Linked DNA regions of Homo sapiens: region 2 is linked to region 1. Evidence: chromatin loops called from intact Hi-C (ENCODE). Cell type or tissue: PC-3. All regions are shown on one strand. Each heading gives the region's core, and the rest is flanking DNA. Links, peaks and the distances in the headings are about the cores only. Region 1 has its middle 99 kb from the start of CBLB. Region 2 has its middle 45 kb from the start of CBLB.

Region 1 (10,704 bases), core at 5,088-7,587:
TGCCTGGGACTACAGACGCCCGCCACCAAGCCTTGCTAATGTTTTTTGTATTTTTAGTAGAGACGGTGTTTCACTGTGTTAGCCAGGATGGTCTCGATCTCCTGACCTCGTGATCCACCGCTTTGGCCTCCCAAAGTGCTGGGATTACAGGCGTGAGCCACCGTGCCTGGCCGATTTCAAATATCCTTGCAAAGAAAATCATTTATCCTGAAGTTGCAAGTAACTTAAAATATTACATATATAATATATACAATATACATTATATATATATCTCATATATATGTCACACATATACCATTGCCATAAGTAAAATGTAAGCTATAAATTTAGAGTTAAAACATCACAAACCAAGTGTATTACTATTTTTTTTCAAATGGAAAGGAAGACAATATGAAGACTGATACAGAACACTAAGAACTGCCTTAAAATATATATATATATATATGGATATAAAAAGGATGGGCACTTCTAGCAGTTTGTATTTAAATTACTGACTTTTAGGAAAAGTGTATTTTCAGGTAAAATGAGATGTAAAAGTGCACTTGAAATGTCTACCTATCTTTAATATTTCTTTGAGCCTTTTAAAATAGAAAAATTGTTAAGGACATAAATATCTACATTACTACTAGTTTCATTTTTTATTCCTTGGCATTTCTCATCCTGCAGAATATTTCCCTTGTATAGAGATCTGATATGGTTTGGCTGTGTCCCCACTCATATCTCATCTTGAATTGTAGTTCCCATAATCCCCACATGTTTTGGGAGGTACTCAGTGGGAGGTAATTGAAATCATGGGGGTGGTTTCCCCCATGCTATTTTCATGACAGTAAGTTCTTACAAGATTTGGTGGTTTTATAAGGAGCCTCCCCCTTTGTTTGGCTGTCATTATTCTCCCTTCTACTGCCTTGTAAAGAAGGACATGTTTGTTTCCCCTTCTGCCTTGTTTGTAAGTTTCCTGAGGATTCCCTAGTCCTCTGGAATTGTGAGTCAATTAAACCTGTTTCTTTTATAAATTACCCACTCTCAGGTATATCCTTATAGCAGTGTGAGAATGAACTAATACAGTAAATTGGTACCAGAAGTGGGGTGTTGCTGTAAAGATACCCAAAAATGTGGAAGCAACTTTGGAACTGGGTAACAGGCAGAGGTTGGAAGTGTGGAGGGCTCAGAAGATAGAAAAATGCAGGAAAGTTTGGAACTTCCTAGAGACTCCTTGAATGGTTTTGACCAAAATGCTGATAGTGATATGGACAATAAGGTCCACGCTGTGGTGGTCTCAGGTGAAGATTAGGAACTTGTTGGCAACTGAAATAAAGGTGATTCTTATTATGCTTAAGCAAAGAGACTGGTGGCATTTTGCCCCTTCCCTAGAGATCTGTGGAATTTTGAACTTGAGAGAGATGATTTAGGGCATCTGGTGGGGAAGGAAAAAAAAAGTCTAAAAGGCACAGCATTCAAGAGGAAGCAGAGCATAAAAGTGGGGTTGGAGCCCCCACACAGAATCCCCACTGGAGCACTGCCTAGTGGAGCTGCAAGAAGAGGGCCACCATTCTCTCGTCCCTGGAATGTTAGTTCTACCGACAGCTTGCACTGTGCACTTGGAAAAGCTGCAGACACTCAATGTCCACCCATGAAAGCAGCTGGGAGGAGGGCTATACCTGCAAAGACACAGGGGCAGAGGTATCAAAGGCCCATAAGAACCCACCTATTGCATCAGTGTGACCTGGATATGAGACATGGAGTCAAAGGAGATTATTTTGAAGGTTTAAGATTTAAATACTGCCTCATTGGATTTCAAACTTGCATGGGGTCTGTAGCCCCTTTGTTTTGGCCAATTTCTCCCATTTGGAATTGATGTATTTACCCACTGTCTGTACCTCCACTGTATCTAGGAAGTAACTAACTTGCTTTTGATTTAACAGGCTCATAGGTGGAAGGGACTTGCCTTGTCCCAAAGGAGACTTTGGACTTGGACTTTTGAGTTAATGCTGGAATGAGTTTAGACTTTGGGAGACTGTTGGAAGGGCATGACTGTGTTTTGAAATGTGAGGACCTGAGATTTGGGAGGGACCAGGCAGAATGATATGATTTGGCTGTGTCCCCACTCAAATCTCATCTTAAATTGCAGTTCCCATAATCTGCACATGTCATGGGAGGGCCTCAATGGTAGGTAATTGAATCAAGGGGGCAGTTTTCCCTGTGCTATTCTTGTGATAGTAAGTTCTCACGAGATTTGATGGTTTTAAAAGGGGCTTCCCCCTTCACTCTGCTCTCATTCTTCTCCCTCCTGCTGCCTTGTGAAGAAGGACATGTTTGCTTCCCCTTCCACCGTGTTTGTAAGTTTCCTGAGGCCACCCCTCCCTATGGAACTGTGAGTCAATTACACCTCTTTCCCTGATAAATTACCCAGTCTCAGGTATGTCCTTATAGCAGCATGAGAATGGACTAGTACAAGATTTTTATGATGCATAAGTATAATAAAAAGAAGAAAGCTACACAAAGTGGGGAATAGAATAGGAAGCTATTCACAAGTATTAAGTAAAATAAATGAATAATGAATTAGCTATTTAATATTAACTTAGTGTCTCTTATTTAGAGCTGCACCAAACTTAGTAGATGTTAAAGATGTCAAATAGATTATTCCAGCCATCAAGGAGTTTGTTTATTCAATAATTATTTATTATTATGGTTTTGAATTGGCCATTGTCTAAATGCCACACACCATATGTAGCCTTTTAAGATGCAAGTCTAAAAGTCTATTCTCTGGAAGCTTAAGGCTTGGCAGAGAAACAAAAGAGTGAACGTGCCTGGGGCAGAAGTGAGCATTGTGAAACCCAGTGGCAGAGTTGCATCAGAATGTGAGTGCAGTGGAGTGAGGGAAGTGCAAGTCTCAGTTGGTGGACAGTAAAAGAAAGCTCCCTGAAGGGGTTGACACCTGGGCTGAGTTTGAAAGAGGGTGTCAGCCAGCCAATGAAGGTAGTGGGAGCACTCAGGCACAGAAGATACTATGTGCAAGGGGGCCAAAGTCAGAAAAAAATGAGATAAGGCTCAGAACTGGCAAATTGATATGTGTGGCTGGGCTTGAACATGAGAGGTAGGGAATGGCAAGAGATGAGATTTGTGCAACCATGTATTTATTCCTTCATTCAAAAAATATATATTGAGAAGTGACCATAGGTCGGCACTCTTGATAATGCTGGGGATACAGTGGTTAATTAGACATTCTCTGACTTAATGAAATTTAAAATACATCAGGTCGAAAAATGTTTTAATTACTCTGTCTATCATGGTTAACAGTTTCCAAAGTGCCTTCATATCTATTACCTTATTTCATCCTTTTATCAATCTCAAGGTTAAAAGAGGCATAGTCACTGTCTAATATTATAAACCAGTACGTGACCAACAGAGGCTTGAACTATGTTCTAACTTATATTACCAAACATTTTCACAACGCATCTGTCCTGTGGCTCTGTAGTTGCCTTTTTAGTTTGCCTCATACTTTTCTTGTTTTTTTATTTTTTTTCTCAAACTAACAGCTTCAATTACTCTAATAGAAAAAATATGTATTTTCTTTTTTTTTTTTCTAAAATAAATTGGAGTTTCGCTCTTGTTGCCCAGGCTAGAGTGCAATGGTACAATCTCGGCTCAATGCAACCTCCACCTCCTGGTTTCAAGTGATTCCCCTGCCTCAGCCTCCCAATTGGCTGGGATTACCGGCACGCACCACCACACCCAGCTAATTTTGTATTTTTAGTAGAGACAGGGTTTCTCCATGTTGGTCAGGCTGGTCTCAAACTCCCGACCTCAAGTGATCTGCCCACCTCAGCCTCCCAAAGTGCTGGGATTACAGGCGTGAGCCACTGCGCCCAGCCCAAAGATAAGTATTTTCTTTTTCTTTCTTTTTTTTTTTGGAGAGTCTCACTCTGTCACCCAAGCTGGAGTGCAGTGACATGATCTCAGTTCACTGCAACCTCCATCTCCTGGGTCCAAGCGATTCTTCTGCCTCAGCCTCCCAAGTAGCTGGGACTACAGGTGCACGCCACCACGCCCGGCTAATTTTTGTATTTTTAGTAGAGACAGGGTATCACCATATTGGCCAGGCTGGTCTCAAACTCCTGACCTGATCTTCCACCTGCCTCGGCCTCCCAAAGTGCTGGGATTACAGACATGAGCCACCACACCCAGCCAAAGATATGTATGTTCAAAAATAAGTCATTAACAACTTTTGCAAAGGAATCAGTAACAATGAAGGCCATAAAACACAACTTATCTGTGGCCTCCTCACTGCCTTAATAAAAGAGGTTTCGTTAAATGCTTTTCAGCTCTATGAACATGTAAAAATCCATGTGTGACTACAGATGGTAGCCTGGGCTCAGAGGTACCTGTTGTTTGAGTTTCTGTAGAAATAGAGAAGCTTGCCATTTAAAAAAATACTCATGTACATGGGTATTTGGAAATCAAACAATGAGAAGATTCTTAATATGTGAGTTTTCCTCTTAGAGGGGATAAGTTGTGTTTTTGCATCTGTGAATGGCAACCATTGTAATGAACCATAAAATATAAATTCTCAAGTCCGTCAGATAAAAATTATACCTGAATTTAAGACATATTTCTAATGTTTACATAATAAATTTCATTTTTTACAGATATTTTTGCAGTCAGTGTGTGTGTTTGATTAAATAATGTTTAACCAATTTCTAACATAGTTTTCTTCTTTAGAACATTTTTTGAATAATTAATAAAATTTTTAGTTACATTCACTGCAGCCTCTAACTCCTGGGATCAAGTGATCCTCTTGCCTCAGCCTCTCAAGTAGCTGGGACTATATGTGTGTGCCACCACACCCAGCTAACTTTTTAATTATTTTTATTTATTTTATTTGATTTTTTGCAGTTTCACTATTTTTCCCAGTCTAATTGGACCCTTAAGAGAGTCACAAAATGACATTATTTTCTAGCAATTTCTCACTTAATTACTAATCACACCCAACGTATAACCAAGACTGGTCTTAAATAGAGGATAGAGAAAAAGAATACTGTATGCTGACATATGAATTTATATAGAGGGCAGTAATAAACTCCAAGGGACAGTATTTTGGGAAATAAAAATCACAGAAAGGTGGTGTCAGGCTGAGGGACATTGAAATGGGGGTCCAGGCCCCTTTGTTCTGATCGTGACTGTCAGTATATGGTAGTAGACAGGAGAGACTTGGCTTCCAGCTCCACTTTGTCACTTAAAATCTATATAACAGGTAGTCAGAAGCTCTCAGTCAAGATAGAGTAACAGGGACTAGATTGAGTCTCCTACCTGAAACAATCATTAAAACCAGACAAAACATGTGAAGTAAATGTTCTTCAAGACACTGACATCAGGCTACAAAAGACAGAAGTTGAACAAGGTAAGCCCTACTTTTGCCCTGCTATAGGCAGTAAGACAACAAGGGAAATAAAGTTGAATCAAAATAAAATTCCAGGGCATGCATGTCAATGTACAGTGATAGAGCACAGATCAGTGACTGCCTGGGGATATGTGTGTTGAGAGAGGGGATTGCAGGAAGGAGGGGTTAGACACATGCCGGAACTTTGGAGGGTGATGGATAAGTTCAATACCTTGATTGTGTTGGTGGTTTACAGATGTATACACATGTCAAAATGTATCAGATTGCACATTTTGAATATGTGCACCTTATTGTCTGTCACTTTAATAAAGCTGTTTTTAAAATCTAGATGCCTCTGGGCAAGTTACTAAACCTTGACTTTACAAATCTGTAAAATGGTAATAACAACCTATCAACTTTAGAAGTCTATTGCTTGGATTAAACGAGGTATTTGTGTGTTTAAGAGGCTTAACACATTACTTAGCACATTAGAAGGGCTTGGTGAATCTCCAGACTTCTTTGCAGAGGACCAAATGGTATCTATTATCCTTCCTTCTACCCCCCCACTGACAGTGGATAGCACAGTGTACATAACCATGAACTTTTATCATGCCCTATAAAACAAGTCATCACTATGGCACTTCTGTGAGTTTGTTGGCAATAAATCAATCTTCCGGCATTGCTGGGCTGTCTAAATGCTTGGCTACAGTAAATTAAGTCTTATGTGCTGTTCCTGCCCTGTTGCCTGTCTGTGGGAGCCAAACTTCTATTATGCCAAGATTTCTGTTGGACAAAGTGACAGGAGCAGGATGGAGTGGGAGAAAGCTGCAACTGGAATAACTCTGACAGGAATTTTGATATTCTAAAACTGAAGTGAAAGAATTCACAATTCACGAAAGACTCGAGTTTCAAGGCTATCTTTACCTAGCTAGTGCGTATTTTGGTGATACTAGAAGACACACCTTTGTGACAGACTGTTGTGGACTGAATTATGTCCCCCCAAAATGTATATGTTGAAGTCCTAACACTAGTACCTCAGAATGTAACCATATTTGGGAATAGGGTTTTTCAAGGAGTAATTAAATTAAAATAAGACCATTCGAGTGAACCACAGTCCAATATGACTTGTATCCTTATAAAACGAGGAAATTTGAACACAGACAAGTACAGAGGAAAGACACTGTGAAGACACAGAAGACAGCCATCTGCAAGCCACGAGGAAAGGCCTCAGAGGCAGGGGGAAAAAAAAACCTGCCATCACCTTTATCTGAGACTTCTAGTCCCTAGGACCATGAGAAAATTCACTTCGGTTGGTTAAGCCACCAGTGCGTTACACCTTGCTACAGCAGCCCTAGCAAACTAATACACAGACTATCTTTATTGTTCTTAAAAACTAACATTGTCTCTCTCCTAGTACTGCTACTGGTCGGTCTTCGTTCTTAGAGCTCCCAAGATGGTGGCAGGCCACTCCCGAGATGGTGGCAGGCCGCTCCCGAGATGGCAGCAAGACTTTTATTCTTTGACCTGGGGTTCTTGGCCTCACGGATTCCAAGGAATGTAATCTTGGGCCATGCGGTGAGTGTTACAGCTCTATTAGAAGCCGTGGGTCATGAAAGAGAACCGTGGAACCCAGCGACTAGTGTTCAGCTCAATTAGGATGAACCCGGGCACTTAGCCATGCAGGAACAATGGCGAGCCTCTAGCCTGATCCAGAGCGGCAATGGGCAACTCACTGGATCAGAAGTGCAGCAGACACCCTGCCGGATCTGGAAGGGTGGAAGTCAGTGGCAGGTCTGCTACGGCAGCGATCGGCAGTGGTTGACGGCGAGCAAAAGCTCACCTGGAAGTGGAACAAACACGGACCAGAAGAGTGCGCAGTTGCAAGATTTAATAGAGTGAAAACAGAGCTCCTATACAATGGGAGGGGACCCGAAGTGGGTTGCCACTGCCAGCTCGAATGCCTGGGTTTATATCCGGATAATTGTCCCTCCCTCTGTGCTCTCAGGTGATAGATGATTGACTATTTCTTTACCTCCTGCTTTTAGCCTAATTTATATTTTAGTGAGCTCTCTTTACTCCCTGATTAGTCGGGTGTGAGCTGAGTTACAAGCTCCATGTTTAAAGGTGGATGCGGTCACCTTCCCCAGCTAGGCTTAGGAATTCTTAGTCAGCCTAGGAAATCCAGCTAGTCCTGTCTCTCAGTAGTGCCTACCATCTCCTCTTAAGCCCAGTGAACTAATTATTTTGCTTTGGAGTACTCAATGTATCTAAATATATTATTATGTAGGCATACACTGCCCTGAAAATTTCTCAATCTACTGTCTGTGTCTTCGTGTTTGTGATTTTTCCATTGCTAATGCTTTTCTGGCTTTGCCTGCTGCTAATTGTTTTTCTTGGAAGTGTTATGCGTTCTTTGGCCTGGTACCATGCTCACATTAGGAGCATGGAGTTTTCAGGAATCTTCTTCCTCTTTTCCTACAAGTAATCATTCTGGCTTACACACTGAAATGTGCTCCTCCCACACATTAAACTTACGATGTTAAATTTGTGGAGCAGTAATATACAAATCTTCCTTGAATAGCATCAAGCAGGTTGAAAAATGAGTATATGAATTGCCTTTTTTTGAAAATTAAATATTTTATCTGTTGTTTTAATTAATAATTTGAAGTTATATTTTAGTATCAGTTTTGGTACCCAAACTTAATAAAAGTAATAATTCAAAAGAATTGAAGTGGTGGAGTCTTTCTGCTAGGTATTTTAAGTCTTCTCAAACAGCTATAACTTTGAGGAGTCTGTGAAAGAAAGGAAAAAGAGAAACAGAAGGGTTTTAAAGGAGTAGGGAGAAAAAGAGAGTCAAGTCAGTGGTAAAAACCAGTTGCTTTTCCCTTTGTAGTTATGTTCTCTACCTACAGTATGTTTATACCAAAATGTTTGATGTTTTGTCTGCTGCATATTGTTAGTATATTAGTAACAGTATATTAGGAACAGGGACTACTGCTTACACTAATGATTCTCAAGCCATGGTTCTTAAATCTTCTGCATCAGAGTTACCTAACATGTTGGGTGAAAAGGCAAATCCTAGGCCCATTCCAGATTTCCTGAATCAGAATCTTGAAGGTATGGCCCAGGAATCTGTATTTTTATCATTCTTTCAAAATCTTTTTGCTTGTTTTTTTCAGTCTGGGGACAAGTTTTTAAAATTCTGTGACAACAGGGAAGAGTGATTGTTATAACATTCCCCAACTAAAGAGAAAAATGACTAAATAGGTGGAGAAAAAGGAAAGTGGTAGCGCATAGAGTGGTAGCAACAAATAGTGGTATTTGTTGGTATTCTGTCATTGTTATTGTAGACAAAGAAAGCAGTGTGAAGCTGGAAATAATTTCTCATTACAAATAAGATAACTACTTCAGAAATATATTGTTAATAGTTCAAAGTAGTCAAGAGAGCAATATTGTTATTGAGCTCAATATGTCTAATTATAATTGAGTTTTATGATATTTAACAGTGATCTTTGATAATATTTTAGGCTATGATATAGAGATGGATTTTTTCCCTCGTAAGTCAAAAATTAGAATACATTAATTGTAGAAAATGCTTTGAACAAATAAATATGTGAGTTTTCTGTTTTCCCAGAAAAAGGAGAGCTTTATCGGTTGGGATTTTACAAATTACAAGGACATTTTCAGGAACAACAACAAGTTAGCAGCTAATTACTGTCTCCTCTCAAAAGTAATAGGTTAGGGTTATCACTGATAAATCATCATGTACTATGCAGACAGGTATGAACAGCTGCTCTGATTTTCTGACTCCAGTGTTCAATCTGCAAAAGTCACTATTAGAATTACTGCTTACCGGTTCTTATAACAACTATGACATATCCAATATCATGTAATAAAAAGTTTCTTTATTCATTATCTAACTTGTTCTTTAGGAATCTAAGCTTCAATCCATCATGTGTTTCCTGATCCAAGTTACTATCCTGGCAAGTCTTTGGGCTCATACCTCATTTGCCAGTTTCTTTATCCATAAAAGAGGGTTGGAGGCATTCCTACCTGCTAAAAGACTACACTGATGTCAATTAACTGTCTGAATTTCTAAATGCCTCCTCTTTCTGGACTCTCTATGGCTATGTCCCCCAAGACGTTCAATAAAACCTTATTCTTCTGTATTGGACCCTTTGATGCTTTCTGCCAGCTTCAACTACCAACTTTCGACAGATTTCTGTACTAGTCAGCGTTCTTCATAGAAACAACCAATAGGATGTGTATATGTATATAAAGAAATACAGATTTATTACAAAGAATTGGCTCCCATGATTTTGGAGGCTGGCAATTCCAGAATCTGCAGTGTGGGCCAGTAGGCTAGAGGTGCAAGAAAGCCAAAGGTGCACTTCCAGGCAGTTGGCTGAAGAAATTCCTTCTGCTTGTTCTATTTAGTCCTTCAATTGATTGAATGAGGCCCACCCACACTATGGAGGACAGTCTTCTGTTTAAATGTTAATCTTATGCAAAAACATCCTCAATGTTGACACATAAAACACCCTCAATGTTGACACACCATCCCATTGTCCCATGCCCTGTGCCCCAGCCACCTTATTCTGCCCACTTAACTGGATTTTATCTCCCAGTCATATCATGGGTTAATTCCCACTTCCGGTGTCTATCTCATATTCCAGGAAGGTTGAAGAACAGCTCCTAACTACTCCCACTCTAATCTTTCTGCTCTAGGAAACCAAGTATGCCAGGTTATGTGACACCTGAAGGATGGTAAATGATTAGTTTTTTGCATTAATGAATAAGTGACATAAGTGGCATTACAAAAGATGAAGTTCTATGTATGTATATGTGTGTGTGTGTAAACCCTTTTTTATTTATTTAAAATATACAACTCTCTGAATCTGATTTAGCAAAAGAATAAAGCCCAATTTCTCTAGAAGCACAGAGAATGGAGAAATTTAGTCTGGCTTTGGGATATGGAGTAAATGATAGAATGACTGGGTAAACCGGTGGTTCCTAACCAAGGGAGATTTTTTTCCCCTAGTTGTTATTTGGTAATGTCTGGATACATTTTTGATAGTCACAACAGGGGGTTACTACTTAAGAATGCATAGATAGCTGCCCACAGTGACAAATTATCTCAATTAGACAGGCATGGTGGTGTGCATTTGTAGTCCCAGTTAACTCACGAAGCTGAGGCAGGAAGATCACTTAAGCTCAGAAGTTCAAGGCTGCAGTGAGCTACAATCATGCCACTGCATTCCAGCCCGGGTGACAGTCAGATCCTGTCTCTAAAAATAAATAAGCAAACAAAGAAAAACCAAATCATT
Region 2 (10,704 bases), core at 2,763-5,262, 52 kb after region 1:
ACCACAAAGCAAAAATATTCAGTAAAAGCACTAAACAAAACAGAAAGGATTCAAAGCATATCACTACAGAAAACCCCAGCAAACCACAAAGGAAGACAGCAATAGACAGGAAAGCAAAGTTTCTAGAAAACAACTGGAAAACAACTAACAACATGGCGGTCCTCAGTCCTTACCTATCAATAACTACCTTGAATGTAAATGCATTGTATTTCCCAATAAAAATACGCAGAATGACTAAATGGACAAAAACAAAACAAAGCAAAGCCCAAATATATGGTGCCTAGAAGAGATATCTTTAAAGGCACACATGGTCTGAAAGTGAAGGGATGGAAAAATAATTCTACACCAAGATGAACCAAAAGAGAACAAAAGCAGCTAAACTTATTTGAGGCAAAATTGACTTTAAGGAAAAAAAATTTTTTTAAGACACAGAAAAGAACATTATACAATGATAAAGGGGTTAATTCATCGAAAGAATTTAAAACTTGTAAACATATATGCACACAACATTGGAATACCTAATTATAGAAAACACACATTAGAGGATCTATCTAAAGAAAGTGATAGAGTGCAATACAACAATAGTAGGGGACTTCAATACCATAATTTCAACAATGGACAGATCATCCAGACAGAAAATTAATAAGGAAACTTTGGATTTGAATAACTCATTAGATCAAATTGACCTAAGAGGCATGTATAGAAACATCCCATCCAAGAGCAACAAAATACACATGCTTCTCAAGTACACACAGAACATTCTCCAGGATGGATCATATGTTAGGCCACAAAGTAAGCTTCAGCAATTTTAAGACTGAAATTATATCAAGTTTTTTTCCAGCCACAATGGTATGAAGCTAGAAATCAATATTAGAAGGAATGTCAGAAAATTTACAAATACATGAAAATTAAACAGCATGCTCTTAAAAAGTCAATGCAGTAATGAGGAAATTAAATAAGAAATTAAATGTATATCTTGAGACAAATAAAAATCGGAAAAATGGGACACAGCAAAAGCAGTTCTACAAGAAAAGTATAGCAGTAAATGCCTACATCAAAGAAGGAGAAAAGTCTCAAATATAAAACCTAACATAATACCTCAAAGAAGTAGAAAAAGAACAAACTATGCCCAAAGTTAGCAGAAGGAAGTAAATAATAAAGATCAGGGCAGAAATAAATGAAATAGAGACTAAAAAATAACTTAAGAATCAATGGAACTAAGAGAGGAATTTTTTAAAAGGAAATAATTGACAAATCTTTAGCTAGTCTAAGAAAAGAAAGGAGAAGACTCAAATAAATAAAAGCAGATATGAAAGAAGAAACATGACGCCCAAGGCCACAGAAATAGAATCATAAGAGGCTATGAACAATTATATGTCACAAGTTGGACAGCCTACAAGAAACGGATAAATTCTTAGACAAATAAAACCTACCAAGACTAAATTATGAAGAAACAGTCAATCTGAATAAAATTGCAATGAGTAAGAAGGTTAAATCAGTGATTGAAAAGTCTCTAATTAAAGAAAATCCCAGGACCTGATGGCTTTGTGGCTGAATTCTACCAAACATTTAAAGATTAACTAACACCAATCCCACTCAAACTCTTCCCAAAAATTGAAGAAAAGGGAATACTCCTAAACTCTTTTTACAAAGCCAGCATTACACTGATATTAAAACCAGACAAAAACATTAAAAGAAAAGAAAATTACAGGCCAATATCTTTGATGAACACAAATGCAAAAATCCTCAACAAAATACTAGCAAACAGAATTTAACTATATATTAAAACAATCATGAAACATGATCAAATAGAATTTATGCCCGGAATGCAATGATGGGTCAACATACACAAATCAATATATGTGATAACATCATATTAACAGAATGAAAGAAAACCACCATACAATCTTCTCATTAGGTGCAAAAAAGCATTTTACAAAATTCAATGCCCTTTCATGATAAAAAATCTCACCAGGTGCGGTGGCTCATGCCTGTAATCCCAGCACTTTGGGAGGCCGAGGAGGGTGGACCACAAGGTCAGGAGTTCAAGACCAGCCTTGCCAACATGGGGAAACCCCGTCTCTACTAAAAATACAAAACTTAGCCCAGCATGGGGGCGTGTGTCTGTAATCCTAGCTACTCTGGAGGCTGAGGCAGAAGAATTGCTTGGACCCGGGAGGTGGAGGTTGCAGTGAGCCGAGATCGCACCATTGCACTCAAGCCTGGGCAACAAAAGCAAGACTTCATCTCAAAAAGACAAAACAAAACAAACAAACAAACAAAAAACAAAAAACACTCTCCAAATTAGATATACAAGAAATGTACCTCAGTACAATAAAGGCCAATTATGAAAATCCCACAGCTAACATTAGGCTTAACTGTGAAAACTTGAAAGCCCTTTCTCTAAGGTCTGACCAAAAGAATGCCCACTGTCATCACTTTAATAAGGTATTAATAAAGAAATTATTGCCAGAGCAATTAGGCAAGAGAAAGAAATAAAAGACATTGAAATAGGAAAGGAAGAAGTGAAATTGTCACTGTTTGCTGATGACATCATCTTATATAAGAAAATCCCACAGATTGCATTGAAAAACTGTTAGAACTAAAAAACAAATAGACTGAGGTCGCAGGATACAAAATCAACACGCAAAAATCAGTAGATGCATTTGTATGCAGTAATAACAAATGATTCAGAAACTAAAGAGAACAATCCCATTCACAATTGCTACAAAAATAAAATATTTAGGAATAAATTTAACAAAAGGGTAAAAGACCTGTACACTGAAAATTATAAAACATCGATAAAATAAATTAGAGAAGATATAAATAAATAAAAAGATAGTCTGTGTTCATGGATTGAAAAAAATAATATTGTAAAAAAAAGGTCATACTACCCAAAGTGATCTATAGATTCAATGCAATGTCTATCAAAATTCCAGCATCATTTTTCATAGAAATAGAAAAAACAATGCTAAGATTCATGTGGATCCACAAAAACCCTAAATAGCTAAGGCAGTCATATGCAAAACAACAAAGATGGAAATATCACCCTACCTGATTCCAAACTATACTACAAAATTATTGTAATTAAAACAGCATGGTTTTGGCAAAAAATAGACACATTGACCAATGGAACAGAATAGAGAATGGAACAGCAATGAATTCATACATATACAGCCAAGTGATTTATGACAAATGTGCCAAGAATATGCAATGGGAAAATGACAGTCTCTTCAATAAATAGTGCTGGGAAAACTGAATTTCCACATGTAGAAGAAAGAAATTGTACTCTTATCTCACACTATAAAGAATAATAACTCAAAATGGATTAAAGACTTAAATGTAAGACCACAAACTGTAAAACTACTAGAAGAAAACCGGGGAAAACTACATGACTTGGGTCTGGGCAATAATTTTTTTTGATTTGCCCCAAAAGTACAGGCAACAAAAACAAAATTAGACAAATGAGATTACATCAAACTAAAAAGCATCTGTACAGCAAAGGAAACAGTTACCAGTGTGCAAAGATACCTATTGATCGGGAGAATATACTTGCAAGCCATACATTCAATAAGGGGTTAATATCCAAAAGATATAAGGACAAAAAACTCAATAGGAAGAAAAAAAGTCCAATTAAAAAAATGGAAGTCCACTTCCACATAGAGTATGCAAGTATACAAATAAAAGTTGCATGTAAAAGGTTTTTTGATCATCTGTTTTCTTTATGATTCAAACCTGACTGTTGTGTAAAATGGTATTGTATTAGTCTGTTCTCATACTACTATAAAGAACTGCCTGAGAATGAGTAATTTATAAAGGAAAGAGATTTAATTGACTCACACTTCCGCATAGCTGGGAAGTCCTCAGGAAACCTACAATCATGGTAGAAGGGGAAGCAAACAGGCCCTTCTTCACATGGTGGCTGGAGAAAGAAGTGCTGAGCGAAGGGGGAAGCCCCTTATAAAACCATCAGATCTTGTGAGATCACTCATTACCATCAGAATAGCACAGGAAAAAATGCCCCCATAATTCAATTATCTCCACCTGGTCCCACCCTTGACATATGGGGATTATTACAATTCAAGTTGAGATTTGGGTGGGGACACAGAGCCAAACCATATCAGGTATGTTAGGTCACATCTAGATGCCAAATAATGTTGCTTTCAAGGAACTTATGACTTGAGGAGTGAAGTCATAAACCAGAGAAGTTTAATTAATTATACAAGGCAATATGTGGTAGGTAGTAAATGGTCTGGAATCTCAATGGATTAATTCAGAAAAGTAGAGATTATGGATCATTTGCTTGTTGTAGAGTTGTAAGAAGATTTGACCCTATATGTAAGATTTAGTGCTATTACATGGCTCTAAGCTACAGATTCAAATTTCAAGAATTTTATTTACTGCTTTAAACTATAGAATTGCTATCCTATCAACAGGTGATAGTAGGAATACCAGTCACCTAATCTGAAATGTAAAGCATGGGTTAGAGTGGACATTCACTATAGTACCACATATTTTTCACTACCTTTTTTTTTTTTTTTTTTTTTTGAGATGGAGTCTCACTCTGTCACCCAGGCTGGAGTGCAGTGGCGCAATCTCAGCTCACTGCAATCTCTGCCTCCCAGGTTCACACCATTCTCCTGCCTCAGCCTCCCGAGTAGCTGTGACTACAGGCACCTGCCACCACGCCCTGCTAATTTTTTGTATTTTTAGTAGAGACGGGGTTTCACCGTGTTAGCTAGGATGGTCTTGATCTCCTGACCTCGTGATCCGTCCACCTCGGCCTTCCAAAGTGCTTGGATTACAGGCAAGAGCCACCGCGCCTGGTCTTCACCACCATTTTTAAAGGTAAAAACTACACATAATAACATTTCATGGAATCAATTATTTTTTATAAAACAACACTGATAATGTAATAATTGCTTAAGGTGCCTGTTAATAATCTTTCTCAATAATCTTTTATTATTGGCTCAAGGAACAATGTTAGTTTCTATCAGTATCAGTTTCTATCATGCGATACATAACTATTAAGAGCCATCTATTAGTTAGAAATTATCTTTATCTTTCTAATTTGTTTCACCCTGAGTTCAGTTATAAGCTAAATAGCCATGTCATTTCCAGCAAACCCACTGTCAAAAACCCTTAAAGGTTTGCTGATCTGCTAGCTTTGAGTACTTCAATGTACCCAGAAGTAAAAATTCTGGTATCTATTTTGCGGACTATTTCAGAAATAAACTAACACGTGTTTAAATTCTTTTCTCTTTGACTTCCCTTTTTCTTTTCTCTGTATTAGCAGTCAAAATAATAATGGTTAACATTTATTGGAGACTTGCTGTATAACATCAATATCGCATTTAGTCCTCATAATAACACTGAGTTTGGCGCTGCTATCACGTCTCCTGTGTTACAGGTAAGGGAATGCAAATATTGAGAGGCTAAATAACCTGCTTAGGGGCACACAGCTAATAAGTTGAAGATCCAGGATTTATAACCTAGCCAGCCTAACTCCAGAGCCCAAGCTTTTGTTGTAGGACTTTCTTCTTAGTTCAGCTAAAAATGGGGTCCTTGTCATATGACCCTGAAATATTAGGCTCACAGACACTTTGACGGGTGAGGAAAATGGAATTTATTGGGCAAAAAGGAAAGAAGGGGAAACAGGGACTCTCAGCAGAGAGAGACCCTTGATACGCTATGCTTCCTGCCTCGCAGATTGAATCCCAGGTACCTCCCAGGAAGAGGAAGGGGCAGGCTCCACCCCCTGCAAACAACGCTAACTTCCTGCACACCCCAGTGCGCAGGCTGGTCAGAGGCTTTTCGGGGTCCCCTTTATACTTGGCTGTCTCACTTTCACCACTACATGATATCAGACCGGACTGAAAATATTAACTTGAGAGAGATTGTTCTTCTCCAAAAATAAAGTATTTTACTTTATAAGGCTAACAGCACTTCTACTTTATTCCATAGACTAATCTACAAACATAAGATAACAGCATTTGGATATCATAGTGCCATCCTAGTAATATCTTAGCATCAGTTTGGCCAACAGAAAAGAATACTAATTTGTTAGATTTTCAGCCCTCCTACTTTCCGCCTCACTTCCCTACAATCCAATGTAATTAATGTTAATGAAGGGGAAGGCTGAGATTTGTATATGGAGAAAAGAATGAAAGGTTAGTTGAGAAGGAAGAGAAAGGTAAGTAGCCATTGGAGTGTGTATTTGGGACAGAGTTTATTTGTGTATTTATTTTTAACTTTGGATAGAGGAAGAAGAGAGACACAGAAGGATGTCTATAAGAGCATTCTAGAATCTTTCAGTCTGTGATATATTACAGGATATAAGGAATCCTATAGCTCACCTCAACTCTATTTTGTTAAATTTTGATAGACTTCATTAGACATTTAACTTGCTCTGTTACACACACACACACACACACACACACACACAAACTGAACTAGTGCTGGTATTTCTTCTGAAGGTTTCATCAAGCAGAACATGGACATCTTCATCTCCACTTAAGCACTGTTATTTTTTTTCCCCTCCCACTTAACTTCTGTAGTTAAGCATGGAGTTAGTTGTACAGCAGTGTTTTGTGAAACAACCTATACTTAAACAAATAAGAAAAACATAGTAAAACTTTATTCAAGTTTTTGAGTGGCCCCTTCAATCTAATTTCCCAACAAGCACTGTAACTTATATTTTTTCTTCACAAACTTTCTATAATCTTTGGTAACACTCTTAAGAGCACACAGTACCTGTCTAAAAGTAATAACTTTTTTGTTTTCACTAGAACAGAAATTAAGTGAAAAATGACTAATGAGAGAAGATCACCCCAGAGAGAGAAAGATTACTATAAATGCTAGATAATATTATACTTTTGTTCAAATTACTCCTTAGATAGCCATGTTGTGTTCAATGATTTTTCTTTAGTTTTAATCCCTGGCCAAGACATTCCTTTAAAGCCCCTTGCATATTTATTTTCATCTGTCCTTGACAACTTTGATTCTCCAGTTTTCTTTTCCCCCTCCATGTTCTTTCAGACTATCAAGCCTCTCCTACAATCTCTGCTATCTTTTGTATCCGCAAATCTATATCTCATTATCTAAATGACTTTCAGATTACCCTCAATTTCCTTGCGTTCATCTTCCTCTTCTGCCCTCTGCATTAATGCTAAAATATGCCTTCTGTGCTCATATACCCTGGACTCTGAGCACAAGTGCAGAAAATCACCAAACAAATCAAACTGTGGTCATCTTTAGTACACAATTTCAAATCTCAGATGGCTCCTCTGTACCAGTAGTTAATGTTTTTATTTGTCCTTGGTCAATTACCTCTTCCATTCCTGTCAGTGATTATTCCAGATCCCAATCAATCTTCTTAAGTTCTCCGATCAATTCCCACAATCTTCTTTCTCAGCAGAAAACCTTGATTCCAACTGCATTGATACTATTGGAGCCTTCAGATATGATCCATGTCAACTTCCAGGCTCCAAATATACAAATCTGTCTATGTATAAACCCAAGATTTTTTCCTTCTCTCCTAGCTAAGAACTCAATCCCTCATGTTTTAAACAATCCCCAAATCTTTGCTCTCCTGATTCCAAGATTCCTTGCTCTTAGTTGTCTTACCTTACCTTACCTCTTACCTCTGTATTTCCAACTTCTCTCTCTCTCTCTTAATTTGCTGTAACCTCTGAGCCCACAAATATGCTCAACTCTTCCCCATTATAAACAAACAAACTTCCCTTTAATGCAATATCTCCTTCTAAGAACCATCTCATCTTTCTCCTTCCTTTCTCATCAAACTTCTCAAAAGATTAGTTTCTATTTCTATTTTTTCATCTGTGTAATCATTCCTCACACATAGGCATAAGGATTCTTCCCCATTACAACTCTGGAAAAATCACTTACTAAGATACTAGTGACTTCCTTATCACCAATGAATAGGCAGATACTATTCTTTCTCCTTCTGGACTTTTCTGTTTCAATTAAGATTGATAATTGTTCTGTCCAGCTTTCTAGAAACAAAAACACATAAAACTTTAATGCTTAGTAGGCTTCTTTGACACTTCATTTTCCAGCTTAAATTTTCTTATAACGTCTAGCCAATCCCATTCTGTCTTCTTATTGGGCTTTCCTCCTCTGACCACCTAAAACTACTTTCAAAGACCATATTCTTGGGCTACTGATCTCATTCCATACACTTTTACTGGGAGATCTCAGCTCACTCATTATTTTAAATACTGATATTTATATTTCTGATTAGAAATCTCCTTTGAGTTTTGGCCTTGTATATACCAGTGCCTGCCAGATAACTCCATTTGGATGACCTAAATAAAACCTTCTTTAAAATTAAAATGTCGCAACTTCAGCCTATCCTCTTCCTCTCTAAACCTACTTTTCTGGAGTCTTTTATACAAGTTAGGGCTCTCCCATCTACTTTGTTACCTACACTATATTTATGTTTACTTACTACCTGAATTTTAAGTTTTCCAATTCAATAAATATCCTGCTGACTTGACCACCAAAACACATTTATCAGATCTGTCTAGTCTTATTCTTTCTTACTAGAAGTTTCCAAATTCTGGATAGACAGTATCTTTAAAATGGATTATTACAACAGGATCCTAATTAGTTTCAAGCTAACCCCCTCAAATTCATTCTCCACATGTCTATAACTGCTTATAACACTTCTATGTCTCCTCTTTGTTCATAAGTAAAAGACCAACATCCCAAACATGACATCCCAAGCCCTCTGGAATCTGGCTTTTCCCCATCAATCTAGTAACTCACTGCCATTTTTGATCTTCTACTTTATGCTTTAGCAATATTAGTGAAATGCCCTACATACCATCTCTTTCAAGCCCCTCTATCTTTAAGTCCCTCAGCCTTTATTCCTGATCTCAAATGCCTACCTACCTGTATCTGACCAATTTCTGCTCATTATTTAAGAAATTTCCCACAGAAGGATTGCCCTCTTCAATTTCCCATCATCCTGAATCTAGCTTAAAGCCCTTTCATAACCACTCACTGTACTTCATTTGCTGTGCCTATCTTCTCACTGGACCATGCCTTTTTTGAGAGCAAGGACCATAGCTTTCCATCACTTAGCAAGATGCATAATAGACTCTCAATAAATATATATTTTTAAAAAATGAATGAGTAAACTAATTCTGCCATGAACAATTTTGATGTACCAAAATTAACCTAAAAACTTCTTTAAGAATATCTTTCTCTAAACCCAGCTACCACTATGCATTTTTGAGACAGATATCTTTACTTGACTTTCTCTAATGATCATTAAAGTTAATTTTAATAAATTAACGTGATCTTTTATGAGTTCTTCTAGGAAAGCTCCTTGTCATAACATCTGGCAATATAAAATCAATCATCAATCATCAAATTCTCTTTTAAGTGAAATAATGTATAACAAGGATACACAAGTAATCTAAATATTTATTATTAGACCACTTTAGCTTCTTTATCTATGCAACTTCTTACCCAAGATGGAACTTCTAATTCTTATTTTTCATTTAAAATTTGCTCTACCTAGTGCTTTGATGACATATGGATGATTTTATAGAGAATAAAGGGAGGAAAAAGTCAGAAACATTGAAAACAAGTTGTAAGTAATCTCTTTGAGGAGTTTATACATGAGATGCAAAGTAGAGGGATGCACTGATACAAGAGCTAATATGGGTAAAGTAAAAACTGAACCATTCATTTCAGTGACAAAACCTTTGATATTTCTCATTCTGTAAAACAAAGGTCTATCAGCAAGAAAATTTCTTTATGAAGCAAATAGTGGCTGATAGGAACAGAATCAGACTTTAAAGACAAATTATGTTTGGAAGCAGCCTAAGAGTCCATAAACAGATGAATGGATAAAGAAAATGTGGTACATATACACAATGAAGTACTATTCAGTCATAAAAAAGAATGAGATCTAGTCATTTGCAACAACATGGACGGAACTGGAGATCATTATGTTATGTGAAATAAGTCAGGCACAGAAAGAGAGATGACATGTTCTCACTTATTTTTGGGAGTTAAAAATCAAAACCTTGATTCCAACTGCATTGATACTATTGGAGCCTTCAGATATGATCCATGTCAACTTCCAGGCTCCAAATATACAAATCTGTCTATGTATTGAACTCATGTACATAGAGAATAGAAGAATGTTTACCGGAAGCTGGAAAGTGTAGTGGGCAGGGTTTGGGGAGGGAGGTGGGGATGGTTAACGGGTACAAAAACATAGTTAGAAAGAATGAGTAAGCCGTACAATTTGATAGCATAATAGGGTTACTACAGTGAATAATAACTTAACTGTACATTTAAAAATGACTTAAAGAGTATAATTGGATTGTTCGTAACTGAAAGGATAAATGCTTGAGGGGATAGATATCCCATTTTCTATGAAGTGCTTCACATTGCATGCCTGTATCAAAACATCCCATGTACCCCATAAATATATACACCTTACTATGTACCCACAAAAATTAAAAAGAAAAATAAAGATAGAATATTACATAAGAAAAAAAGACAAATTATGTACTTTGTTTGAGTGATGTTGTTAACAGACAAAAAAATCAACGAAGTCCCGGCGCGGTGGCTCATGCCTGTAATCCCAGCACTTTGGGAGGCCAAGGAGGGCGGATCAAGAGGTCAGGAGTTCGAGACCAGCCTGGCCAACACAGAGAAACC

Evidence for each region. A loop is a pair of places that touch in the nucleus more often than their neighbours do. Peaks named below come from ENCODE experiments on the same cell type or tissue, not always from the same donor. Only the 100,000 strongest peaks of a DNase experiment are listed, where the experiment ranks them.
Region 2: it touches region 1 in a loop (4-fold over the local background); 3 of 110 quality-filtered maps call a loop at or near these places.

What each region holds. Positions count from the first base shown.
Region 1 is chr3:105,962,659-105,973,362 of GRCh38, reverse strand. No RefSeq gene overlaps it. Among named protein-coding and RNA genes, the nearest start is that of CBLB, 99 kb to the right of the region's middle. In PC-3, for the core only: no CTCF peak of the experiment used is centred there; a DNase peak (open chromatin) is centred at 6,032; H3K27ac peaks cover 1,695 bases.
Region 2 is chr3:105,908,825-105,919,528 of GRCh38, reverse strand. No RefSeq gene overlaps it. Among named protein-coding and RNA genes, the nearest start is that of CBLB, 45 kb to the right of the region's middle. In PC-3, for the core only: no CTCF peak of the experiment used is centred there; a DNase peak (open chromatin) is centred at 3,808; H3K27ac peaks cover 2,138 bases.